Linked DNA regions of Mus musculus: region 1 is linked to region 2. Evidence: chromatin contacts called from ENCODE POLR2A ChIA-PET data. All regions are on one chromosome and are shown on one strand. The core of a region is the stretch at or near the end of the contact, and the rest is flanking DNA. Distances in the headings are between cores, read along the strand shown.

What was found. ChIA-PET counts read pairs that join two places held with the same protein, here RNA polymerase II (POLR2A).
Region 1: POLR2A ChIA-PET joins it to region 2 with 22 read pairs in embryonic stem cell. The contact joins the promoter of Rnf40 here to the promoter of Prr14 in region 2. POLR2A ChIA-PET finds 5 or more read pairs at or near these places in 3 of 5 experiments (Patski and embryonic stem cell).

Annotation. Positions count from the first base shown.
Region 1 is chr7:127,584,969-127,590,774 of GRCm38, reverse strand. It overlaps Rnf40 (ring finger protein 40), which reads right to left and starts at 2,077. Exons shown (of 20, transcript NM_172281.2): 1 at 1,964-2,077; 2 at 1,647-1,850; 3 at 1,096-1,263; 4 at 877-1,018; 5 at 62-268. The coding sequence starts at 1,778. Ccdc189 (coiled-coil domain containing 189) reads left to right here and starts at 2,180. Exons shown (of 9, transcript NM_001033040.3): 1 at 2,180-2,898; 2 at 3,180-3,211; 3 at 3,887-3,952; 4 at 4,331-4,500; 5 at 5,251-5,321; 6 at 5,514-5,630; 7 at 5,722-5,782. The coding sequence starts at 2,686.
Region 2 is chr7:127,469,691-127,475,951 of GRCm38, reverse strand. It overlaps Prr14 (proline rich 14), which reads right to left and starts at 4,338. Exons shown (of 11, transcript NM_145589.2): 1 at 3,975-4,338; 2 at 3,686-3,854; 3 at 2,236-2,357; 4 at 1,966-2,155; 5 at 1,530-1,573; 6 at 1,233-1,438; 7 at 327-900; 8 at 126-195; 9 at 1-45. The coding sequence starts at 3,997.

The DNA.
Region 1 (5,806 bases), core at 828-3,327, 120 kb before region 2:
TGGGGACTCTGAACAACGCAGGCCAGGGTGGATTTCTCAGGGTAGGGTCCACAGAACTAACCCCGGCTGTATACTCGCTGACAGAGTTCTTCCACCTGCCGTTGCAGGCGGTCCGAGGCCTCGACCACCCGAGACACGGCAGCCTTGGAGAATTCCATCCGACCCTGCAGCTGCAGCTCCACTTCCTCACAGCTGCTGGCGCCCAGTGCCACCACAAAAGCCAAGGCCGGCTCACTGAGAGGGGCTCGAAACTGCACTGGCAGCGGTTCTGGAAGGGACAGAGAATCCTCATCAGAATGAAAGGCCACAGCAGGGACCATCAACCTCTACCAAGTCCCAGAATAAGCTGCTTGGTATTCCATGGCTGCCGGGTGGTGGTGGCGCACACCTTTAATCCCAGCACACTCTGAGTTTGAGGCCAGCCTAGTCTACAGAGTGAGTTCCAAGTCAGCCAACATTACACAGAGAAACCCTGTCTTGAAAAACCAAAATAAATGAATTAATTGATAAACAGAAAGACTTCTGCTTCTACTTTTCAGAAGGCTGGGATTATGAAAATCCAATTAGATTCTAAAACTTTGTTCATTCCATTAAAAAAGAATATTAAAAAAACCAAAAAAAAAAAAAAAAACAAAAAACCCATGTTTTTAAGACAGAGTCTCACGATGGGCGTGGTGGCACACGCCTTTAATCCCAGCACTCGGGAGGCAGAGGCAGGCAAATTTCTGAGTTTGAAGCCAGCCTGGTCTACAAAGTGAGTTCCAGGACAGCAACTTCTGCTTCCCAAGTGCCGGGCATTTCGGTAGCCCCACATCAAAGTCACCTCCTCCTCAAAACCTTTCTGAGAACATAAGCTCCCCAGGGCCCTGGTCCTACCCCTCAGATCTGATGTCCCTGGGTCTGGTCGAGGGATCACATCACGGGTCAGGCCCTCTTGGCACCCAGGCACCTCTGTCCCTGAAGACAGTTCCCTCTGGTTCTCGTAGCACTGGAGGAGGGCTTCTACAGTTTCATCCAGCTGAAAGAAGAAAGAACAAGAGGTTAGGAATGCCTCAGGGCTTCTCCCAGTAGGACGCTCGCTCTTCAGGCATCCACCTGGGCCCAGTAGCGGTTGACGATGAGGAGTGTGGCATCATCAGTGGCCTGCCTCTTCTCCAATTTCTCAATTCTCTCCCGGAGCTCATCCTCGCAGGCTTGCCGCTGCTCCAACCGCTCCGCCAGCTTCTTGTTCTTGAACTGCAGTACCTTGGAATCCATCTCCTCCTACCAGAAGGGAAGAGGCAGAGTGTCGGGCAGGACCCTGAACCATCACTGACACACAATAGGACAAGGATTAGACTGAAAGGGGAGAGGTATATAGCAAGGCTCAGACACTTGCAAAGAGAATATGCTAGTCATGAGAGCTTCACATTCCGTTCCTGCCCCTACCTGTTTCCAACTCAGACACATCACACAGGACTTACGGGAACATATGTGCGCATAAGTAAAAGGCCAGAAGGGACTCCGTAAAGTTGTTCTCTGATCACATTCACGCCGTTGGCACACCCACCCTCACCACCCGGTTTGTGTATATACACACGAGCACACACAAGATTCCAAACACTTTGGGCGCAGGCCAAATGTGACTTTCGCAAAAGCCCACCAACCGTGGAAGAAATGCCGCCGAGACGAATGGGTTCGATTAGAGTGGTCGTGGTCTTCTCCTCGCGGTTCATCTTCTTCTCTGGGGGTCCTGAGCCCCCGTCGCCGGCGGCGCGCTTGTTGCTGAGGCCAGACATAGCGGCGGTGGCGGAGGGGCAACTCAGGGCTCTCCGGGGCTGGCAGGCGGGTGGAGGCGGCACTTCCGTCACCTGCAGAAAACAGAGAGCTGAGCTGTGGATGCGTCTGGAGCTCCGCAGTCCTGAGCGTCCCCCTGGACATATCTCCCGGACCCCGCCCCCGCCGGACGGGGGTCCGCACTTACCGTAGGGTCAGCCAAGCGCCACCATCTTGGATTTCACCGGACGTCACCGGCCGCCAGACGCACAGCGCAGGCGTCAGAGCCGCTCCGGATGTGGCGAAACTTATTTCCTGTTTCTATTGGTAGCTCTTGGTTCCTCCTCTCGAGTCTTTTAGTCCCACCCCTCCAACCCCGCGACGGACTGTATTTCTCTTAATGATTGGCCAGCAGGCGGTTCCCATAGTTACTGACCCCGCAGTTGCACTAGGAGATGGAGGGGTGGAGCCTTTGCTGCTGTTCGGGGTACTCGGTACACGACCCCTTGTAACTCCAGATCCAGAGGATCCGTCATCCTCTCCTGGCCTCCGCGGAGCCCTCCCGAACATCCTGTACATATGTGCGCACACGCACGCACAAACACAATCTTTTAAAGATTTAAATTAAATCTTTAAAAAGACCGACCCTCAAAAGCACCCTTACAAGCAACTTCTAAGAGGCACGTGCAACTCGTTACGCATGCGCTCTATCTTTTCAATGATTGGCGTGGGCTTGTACTTTCTACTTTCCTTAACAACGGTCACCGGGGAGACAAGTTGGGAAGACGCCCTCTGCGGATTGGCTGCCTCTCGCTTCACCGCCTCTGAAGAAACACTAGAAGGGGCAGGACCGGGCTTTGCAGTGGGAGAGCTGGCTGTCCCAGAGCCCAGGCTGGAGAGCCCTTGACTGAGGCTAAGAAGGACGAAGAGATGATTACCCCCAGTTCCAGCCAGAGCCTGGGAATGAAGGTGCAGATGGAGTCGGAACAATCTCCCAAATTGCAGGAGGAACTGGACAGGAGTCCCAGCTCGGTGGACGGCTCGGCCATAAGGAACGGAACAGACATGCAGACCGAGTCGCCCGCAGAAGCCACTAGTAGCCCTGTGGAAGTGGCTGAAGATCCTGGAGCCAACTTGTTCCCGGTGAGGGCGGGACAGAGTTGTCCTCTAGTGAATACTTAGGTTTCCCAAAAAAGGTGCCGCCAGTCATTACGTTTATCAACATTAGGGAATTTCCTGGAGTTGCTTTGATTGTAAATAGGCTGCTAAATAGTATTTCGAGCCCACCGAAGCCCGGTTTTACCTATTTTGCTATAGTTAAAATTATAGCACACTCAGACCTGCTAGAAATTCATGAGGTACTAGGGACTAGGGGATACATACTGTCGTATCTATTTGTCCCATAATCTGTCTTCTCTCCGCAGCCACCACTACCCCAGCCCCGGATCTGTATGTGGTGAGTGTGGAGAGCCCAGGGGAAAAGTTACACTTCTCATTTGTATTACTCCTGTAAGGTGTCCTCAACAGTCCTGTCCAGCCAGGGCTCTCCAGTTTTACAAAGATGAGACTGAGAAGTGCTCAAGGTAACGAGTCACCAGCGTGCCAGGTGCCTCAGTGTAAAGTGGCGGTGTGAGAAGGGAGGCAAAGGCAGGAATGTACACAGCTGCAATGATGGAGCACTGTGCACACCGATGCCAAGGCCCAGGGGACTTCATCAAGGTCACACAGAGCAAGACAAGGACTCAAAGTTGTTTTTTGGGGGGTTTTCAAGACATTGTTTCTCCTTGTAGCTTTGGCTATCCTGAAACTCACTCTGTAGACCAGGCTGGCCTCAAACTCAAGAGATCCGCCTGCCTCTGCCTCACAGTGCTGGGTACAGTGAGTGTACCACCACTACCTGGCACAACTCTTTTCTAATCAGTGGGTTTATAAATAAAAAAAAAATCTGCTAAATCTACAGACTGGATTCTAGACCATGATGTTCCCCGTTGACAGTGAAATGATTTGCTAAAGGTTCCTTAGCAAGTTCGCCAAGTCTCAGCTCCTGATCCCCACTGAAACTCTCCAAGTTGCAGCCCCATCGGGGAAGTTGTATGAACCACCAGTGATTTGTCTCATCTTTTCCTGACAGGAAATACCTGGACATCCATTCTATGCACAGACTGGAGAAGGCAGCCACTGTGGAAAAGATGAGAGAGTATGGGTTTGAGTTGGGCGAGACTGAACTCTTGGGAGGGGAGACACAAGAAATGACAAACTTTAAAGTATAGAGTGAGTGTCAGGCAATGGAGACGAGAAGAGGCTTGTGTTCAGGGCTGCAGAGGCAGCTCAGCCATTAACAGCAATGGCTGTTCTTCCAGAGGACCCAGGTTTGGTTCCCAGCATCCACATAGTCTATAACTCAAGTTCCAGAGGATCCAATACCTTCTTCTGGTCTCCATGGGTACCAGAAAAGCATGTGTTGCACATATACAGGGAAACTACCCATATAATAGAAATAAATCCTAAGGTGAGGTGGGGGGCGGGCGAACCCCTGCTGTCTGTCACTCATGCCTCTTCCACCCCCCCCCCCAAGGGTTCTTGCTGAGCTCTTGGAGCTTGGCTTTCCTGAGCAGAGCCTGCGGGATGCCATTATCTTGGACCTCTTCTCCCACGCACTTATCTTCTGCCGCCAGCAGGGCTTTTCACCAGAGCAGACATCAGCAGCCTGTGCCATGCTCCAAGATCTTCACAAGGCCTGTGTTGGTGAGGAGAGGGAGGTAGCCACCAAAAGGTTTGAGCCCTAGGAGAGGAGGCTGGGCTGGCAGAAGTGACCGTGGAGAACTAAAGTAGGGAACCTGCAGTCTGGGATTTGTGTTCCACCATAGGTGGTATTAATGTACCACATTTATCACCTTTGAGAGCTTCCCTTATTAAGAAATGAAACACATAGTACTAATATTATGGGTCTGTTCTGAGAAGTATCTAAATAGGGGGCTGGGGATATAGCCCACTTAGTAGAGTGCTTGCCTAAGTACAAAATCCTGGGTTCACTTCCAACCCTGTGTACTCAAGTGAGGTGGCACATATCCATAATCCTAGCACTTAGGAAGTTTCTTTCCTAAAAGGCAGATGAGTCAGAAGTTCAAAGTTAGCCTGGGACACGTGACACCCTGTCTCAACAACAAAGTACCTTCCCAATGATGCCGCGTGTGGTAGCTCAAGCCTGACACACCTGCATTCAGGAGGCTGAGGCAGGGGCAATGCCGCTGGTTTGAGGCCAACTTTAGTTCTATACTTTCCGACCAGAAACAAAGCATCCTTCTGAGGGAAGGACCTTGTCTGTCTTTGAGTGCCGAGAAAAGTGTAGAGTGAGAATATGGTGTTTACTGAGTGAATTAACAGAGCGACCAGGACTTACTCCTAAGTCTGCCCCATTCTCCATCTCCTGCTCTAAAAGCAGAAGGAAGAGTAGGCGAGTAGGCGGGCTGACAGCTTCACCTTGTTTCCCTCCAGCTACCCCTCTGGGCAACGTGGAGGAATGCTACCGCTACTTTACCAGCGTTCTCTTTTGTCATGGAATCAGGGTCAGTACCCTGAAACGAAGCCTTCACCCAACCACAGGCAAGATCGGGCCCAAATTCCTGTTCTCTTTCCCACCATCTTCCTCTGAAGGCCACCTGGGGCTTGCCCTGCTTCTAGACAGCTGCTTTTGGCAGACTAGCTGGGTAGGCTTCTGGAGGTTGTCAGGGCACTTACGTCCCGGATTATCGTCACAGCGGCCCCCTTTCAGCATTGACCTCTTTAAAGAGGAACAGCTGCTGGCACTGGCAGACTATGTGGTCAACACCTACTTCCGCCACTTCAAGCTCTACAAATATGTCTTCACCCCACAGGTACTGTGTACAGGCAGTGAGTGGCCACCTGTCTCCCCCTTTCTCTTATGGCAAGTGCTTCCTCTCAGCCTCTCTTCCCTTGTCTCTTCAGGTGCGACTGGACCTATCTTTGACTTACACGGGGTTACAGCCACTCACGCTCTGGCCAGAGGGTAAGATGGGTACAAGTGGGCCAG
Region 2 (6,261 bases), core at 3,089-5,588:
GACAGGTGTCCTCCGTATTCTGAATCTAGAAACCTTCCCCATGGTCTGCAAAAAATGGGCAGAGGGTGAAAGAAAGGCTTGGGCTCAGGCCTTGGCTGGCTCCTGTCTTTATACTCACTCATTACCTTGGTCTCTGGATCAGAAAACACCTTGTCTTTTGAGGCTCTTAACTCCTTCCCCTTCGTTGAACCCAACCTGCAGAGATGGTCAACAGTCAGGACAAGGGCATACACAGCAATGCACTCGTCTTCTGCCAGTGAATACTAAGCAAGGGAGGCAAGGCTCAGGCTGAGGCCAGAGTTCCAGAGGGGGAGTGAGAGCACTACCTGGGTTCTGCCGGCTCGCAGAAGAAGGAAGCAGGGGCATTGGCTGAGCAAGATGTAGTGAGAGAAGGAGAGACTCCCACTCCTCCAAGAGGGAAGACCTCTTTCCGGAGACAGGGTCGAGGAGGTGGTGGGGTCCGGGCCATCTCCCCACAACCCACAGTATGTCTCCGGGGCCTGGACTGGCTTGGCTGGGATGGGACAGGAGGCCAGCTACCTGGGTCAGGGGGCCCTAGATCAGGGCAGGAGTAGCTTCGTCCCAGAGATGACTTAGAGACAGGTGCTAGGGAATTGCACTGAGTCCGCCACTGGCGGATAGGGGGCCTGGGGCTGACAGATGTAATTTTCTCAGTAGCCCTGGACTGCTCAGCCTCCGAGATGGCAATCTTCAATTCTAATTTCATGGGAGGTGAAGGGGGTGGAGGCTGTGGTGTTTTGTTAGGTGTGAAGAAGATATCAGCAAAGCTTTCAAGCTTTGATCGGACGGAACGGAAGAGAGGGGCCAAGCCCCAGGGACTGAGACGGGGTCGTAAAAGGCTTGACGATGTTGGAATCACCGGGGTCTCCAGAGCAGGATCTGCAGTTGGAGAAAGGACGCTCAGGTGACTAAAACATTACCTCAGAAGCCTCAGTTTCTTCCTCCAAACACTAATCTGTCTCTAGAGGAGTGAGCCTGCTCCTAAAATGCTGTAATAGGATTGCCTAATGCCATAAGCCCTGGATTTGATCCCCAGTACTGCAAAGCAAGGCCATAACTGCTCAACTCCTTGAGCCTAAATCCCATTGTTACACAGCCTGCTCTGCCAAGGGAGCCGGCTAAGCTCCACCCACAGTTCTGCTCCTCCTGTTTCAAGCTTAACCGTGGCAGTTCCAAATTCTTCAGTCTCATTCCTCTATTTGAGTCCTTACCTGGTACTGGACTCTCTGGAGGATCTGCAGGTAGAGTAGACAGTTGGAATGGGGGTTCTAGGTCACTGGGTGTAGGCATTGGCTGACCAGCTTTTGTCACAGGCTCAGCTCTCGGGTGAAGGGACAAAGTAAGAGTTGGGCGTGCTTCCAAGTCCAGACCCCTTCTGTGGCAGTGCTTCCCCGGGCCCTTCAGGCTTCTGAAGGTGCTGTAAGGAAGGATTAGACAGGTAAATCCTGATGCCCCCAGCTCTGGATATCTGCATGATAGCTTTGATAATCCTTTCCCCACCCTCTCACCTTTGTGCTGGGACAATGAGGTTGGGCTGATCTTCATCAAAACCCTGGATATAAACAGGGGAGGTATTTTGAAAAGGCAGGAAGCCATTTTTGGCTTCTCCAGTTCCCCATGATATTCACAGATATCTGCTTGGTTGTACACAAAAGATTTTTTTCTTATTTCCTTTAAGTAGTGTCCACCAAATAAAATTTTGTTGTCATTGGGGTAGTGGCACATGCCTTTATCCCAATACTTGAAAATAGATACAGGCTATAAATTGGGATAGCCTAGTCTACACAGCAAGTTTTAGGCCAACCAAGTCTACATATTGAGACCTTGTCTTAAAACAAACAAGCAAACAAATAAAAACTTGTGTTTTGGCCTTTACAGAAATCCACCTCTAGCCCCATGCTTGCCCTAGCTGGAACCAGACATCTTCACTGTACTTTCTTATACCTCTGCTGGTTGTCTGCCACTGGCAATGTCTTCCAGTACCACCACTAGGGTGGGCTGTGGGACCTGGTCTGTCTTTTTTGAGGGGCTCTCCTCTGGGCCAGATGCTGCCCTTGATCTCATTCTCAAGGCAGGCGAGGACTGGCGGGCTCGAGTCAAGGGTTCTCTGCACAAATGCAGTGGGTCAGGAGGCCTAGAGAAAGAACAAGAAGGTCGGCGGGGTCAGTGGGCTCAGCTGTCTTCTCAGCTTAAACCCTTCCCTTTCACACTTACCTGGCTTGCATGGACCACTTGACCTGTTGGGATGGTAAAGCAGGTGACTGTGTGCAGACAGGATCCTGATGATGGTTGTGAGTCAGTGGGCTGGGAGTGTCCTCTTTGTGTGTCAGGGGGACCTACAAGAGGAAGGGCTGTAAGATGCAAGCAAAACTGGGTTTATGCCTATAATCCCAGCATTTGTGAGGCTAACACAGAAGACTGCTCAGAGTTCCAGGCCAGCCTGGTCTAAAAGGTGAGACGCTGTCTCAGTAAGACAAAACAAAACCCAGAGAAATAGAGTGACTGGACAGGGTCTTCTGTGTCTCACTGTGTCCTTAGCCACAGAGGTGAAAGAGATTTTCAGCTGGACTCCACGAAAATCCCTAAAAGAGGTGATTTGGTCTAAATTAGGGGTGAGATATTATTAGTCAGGAACTACAGGCGTGAAATGATGTAATCTCTTCTTCTTACCCAGGTTCTAGAGAAATAGAAAAATGGTAAAAGACAGTACCATTTTTCTCATGTCTGCCTTGTGGCCAAAGACACTACCAGCATGCTTCCGAACAAGAGAACAGAGAAGTGACAATTTTGGATTTTTGGGTTTTTTTTTTCTTTCTTTCTTTTTTTGGGTTTTTTTTTTGGGGGGGGGTTGTTTGTTTGTTTTCTGAGACAGGGATTCTCTGTGTAGCTCTGGCTGTCCTGGAACTCACTCTGTAGACCAGGCTGGCCTCGAACTCAGAGATCTGCCTGCCTCTGCCTCCCAAGTGCTGGGATTAAAGGCTTGCACCACCACTGCCCGGCTTTGGTTTCTTTTTTAAAAAGCACGAAAATATCATGTTTTTGTTTTACTCCCAGGTGTGGGATATGGGACTGCTTTAGATTGTCCATAGCAACTTACTAAGATTTGCCTCCAGCAGGGGCATAATTTTGCCAGCTACAGACAGGTTCTGCAATTGTATGACTTTTGGAATTCTGGGGACTTTTCATGTTAAGGCCCCCAAGGAATGGGTTGGTTATTGATTGGATGTTTGTTATTATTCACAAGAAGAAAGTAGATATCCTGATGGCGAAGATCAAACCTGCCCCAAGGAACTCGACACCCCTAATCAGCAGAAAGTAGCCTACCATCGCCCCATTCCCTCCCTTGCCTTTATTCGGAGATCTCTTTCCTCTCTATTCTTTTTCTTTCTTAACTAGTGTTAGGGGGTTGGGAGGATGGAAGAACCCACCAAGTAGCAAAGGATAGCGATAACAGGGCAGTCAGAAGAGTTTTTCATACTTAGTAGGATGTGGTTGGGTGAGTGGGTGACTGGACAGGCACATGAATTACCCAAAACCATATGGTCTTGCATTATGGAGGCTGCTTTGAAGGCTGGCTTAGTGGAACTGGTCTGACTTTAGTACTAAGCCAGGGCGGGGATGGAGGATAGGGAAGAGGGAGTGGTCTTTCACTTAAAGGGCTCACCCTGTTTGTAGTCATGACATCTTCCAACACCACGGCAAGGACCCTCCGAGAGGCCTTTTCTAGGGATGAAGGGGTCCCCAAAGGCTGCAGCCTCGGTCTTTTCGGGCTCCTGGCTTCCCATGATGCTCGAGATAGAGGCTGACGGCACAGGCTTGGCTGTGTAAAAGGGCTGGAGGGTGAAAGTAGAAGACAGTTGCCTGAACCTGTTGTTGCCTCTGTTGTAGTCGGGTGCAGCCGTCAGCATCCCCGTCTCCCGAGCTCAAGTCAGGCGGGCGGGGTACGCTCTCACCTGGAGTTCCCAGGCAAGTCCATGGGGGAAGCGGCGGTTCCGGGGAGTCCCTGGGGTATCCCAGGCTGAGGCCTGGGGTAAATTGGGGAGCGGGGGAGTGGGGAATGAGGGCCAGTTCCTCCCCCGGGACTCCGCCCTTCATAGTCCGCCTGCGGCTCCCGGTAGGGCACAGGCCCTTCCTCCAAAGGGCGCCCCCGGCCGGCCTCTCGGAGCCGGGTCTTCCCGCTGCAGCCGCCTTGATCACTCGGGCCCTGCCTGGCACCTGCCGCGAGACTGGATTGCGGAGGTTACAGCTCTCCCACCGCTCGAGCCTCCTGGGACCTTTGTCCCTGTTAGATGCCTCCCTGAGGTTCTCTGGGATCCGGTGGGATCCCGGTCCCGAGAGGCTTCCGTTTCCGCTAGATTCCTCTGTGGTCCTCGCCCCACCAAGCAAGAGCTCCAAAAGAATTACTCCACTTAGTAACAGCCCTCCCTCCTACCAGATCGCCTAAATTGGATCTCTGTGGAAAGAATCCTACTGCGCGGTTCTTCCAATCAGAAGCCGCGCAACTTGCCTCCTCCCACTGAGAGCTTCAGCTTAACGAAGTTCCCCTTGGGGGAGGCCTAAACTCATCACTGAACTCAGTCCGGATTCTGGGTTATAAACTGTCAAACCAACCGGTAGACCATTCACTCCAATCCCAGAAGGTCCAGCCCACCGGTAACATCCCACCCCAAGCCCCCGCCCTACTTGGATCCCCGCCCCGCGTTCTCGGGCGCCCCGGACCAGTTGGCTCAAACGTTTTCTTCTCCCCCCGCCTCCCGGCCCTCTCTCCAGCCCGGTCCCCCCCACTCCCACCCCTCCCCTACGCCTCTCACCGCAGCTTTCCAAGGATCCGGGTTTCAAACAGCTCCCACCTCCGGCTTCTTTAAAGCCTGCCTTATGCAGCGCTGTCCAACCGTCAGAGGCCTTCTTCTGTGTGTCTTAAGCACCGCCCAATTGCCGGTTCCGGTCTTCCGGGGTTAGGAGAAACTGCGTGAAATCTCCTGCCCGCCATAATACGTAGGGGCAAAGAAGCTCAATTGTGCCTGCACCGCCATTTTAATTGAGGGCAGTCTGATTTTAGCACTAGTCGACCGAAAAGCGTCATTTTTCAAAGGCTGGTCAGCGACCAACTACTATATCACGTTTCTTGTTATATTTGGACAAGTGTAGGAAAGCTAAAGTTTCTCCACCTAACGTAATTTTTCTTGTTCTTAACGCCGGTGAATATCGATTAAATGTTAAGGATTTGGGAATTTCCCATTTTCTTAGGTTTAAGTTCCTTAGGATTGAAGTTCCGGAAGTCGGGACGGCGGGACGGAAAACCTGAAGATCCCAAGTTAAAGAGTAGGCCTGATGTGGCCTCTAGCTTCCAATTCAGTTTCTGGAGAGACCAGGAACAGCCTAAGTGGGGAGAAGGCTGGGTGCGGTGAGCTTCATTCACTAGCATTTCTCTCTCTCCTCCCCCCCCCCCCTCCTTTCTTCCTAGGTAGTGTCTGCAGGCCACTCAGAAGGCGACTAATATAACCAACCTGGGGTTGCTTGGTGGAGCCGGTTCATTGTCCTTCCTGTTCTGGGCTGGCAGAAGTAACTCTTGGAAGAGGAGCCTGTCCTCTGCAGGGTGTCAGGTAGTCTTTTGGAATAAGAGATAAGCAGTCGATCCTAATGCTGGAGAGCCTGCTCCAAAGGACCTTTTGTTAGGAGCTGGACTACTGGTGGGGAAGAAGTGGTCATTTACTGGCATCTTGCACTATGAATGCGCCTTTACCACCTAACCAAAGCTCCTAACTCCCCAAGAATTAGCTGTTCTGTGTCTCAGTGTGTGTGTTGGTATGTGGAGGTCAGAAACCATTGTTAGGTGTCTTCCTCAATTGATCTTTTTGTTTTTGTTTGGTTTTGGAGACAGGGTTTCTCTGTGTAGCCCTGGCTGTCCTGGAACTAACTCTGTAGACCAGGCTGGCCTCAAACTCAGAAATCCACCTGCCTCTGCCTCCCAAGTGCTGGGACCAAAGGCATGCACCACCACTGCCTAGCTTGATTGATCTTTTTAAAGAAAAAAAAAATTACTTTTAAAAAAAGTATGTTTTTCAGATCTTTGTGAGCGTGAGGCCAGCCTGGTCTACAGACTTAGTTCCAGAATAACCAAGGCTGTTAAACTGATAAACCATGACTGGAAAAACAAAACAAAACAAAACAAAAAAAACAAACAAGCAAAACAACAAATATGTATGTTTATTGCCAAGTGGTGGTGGGACAAACCTTTTA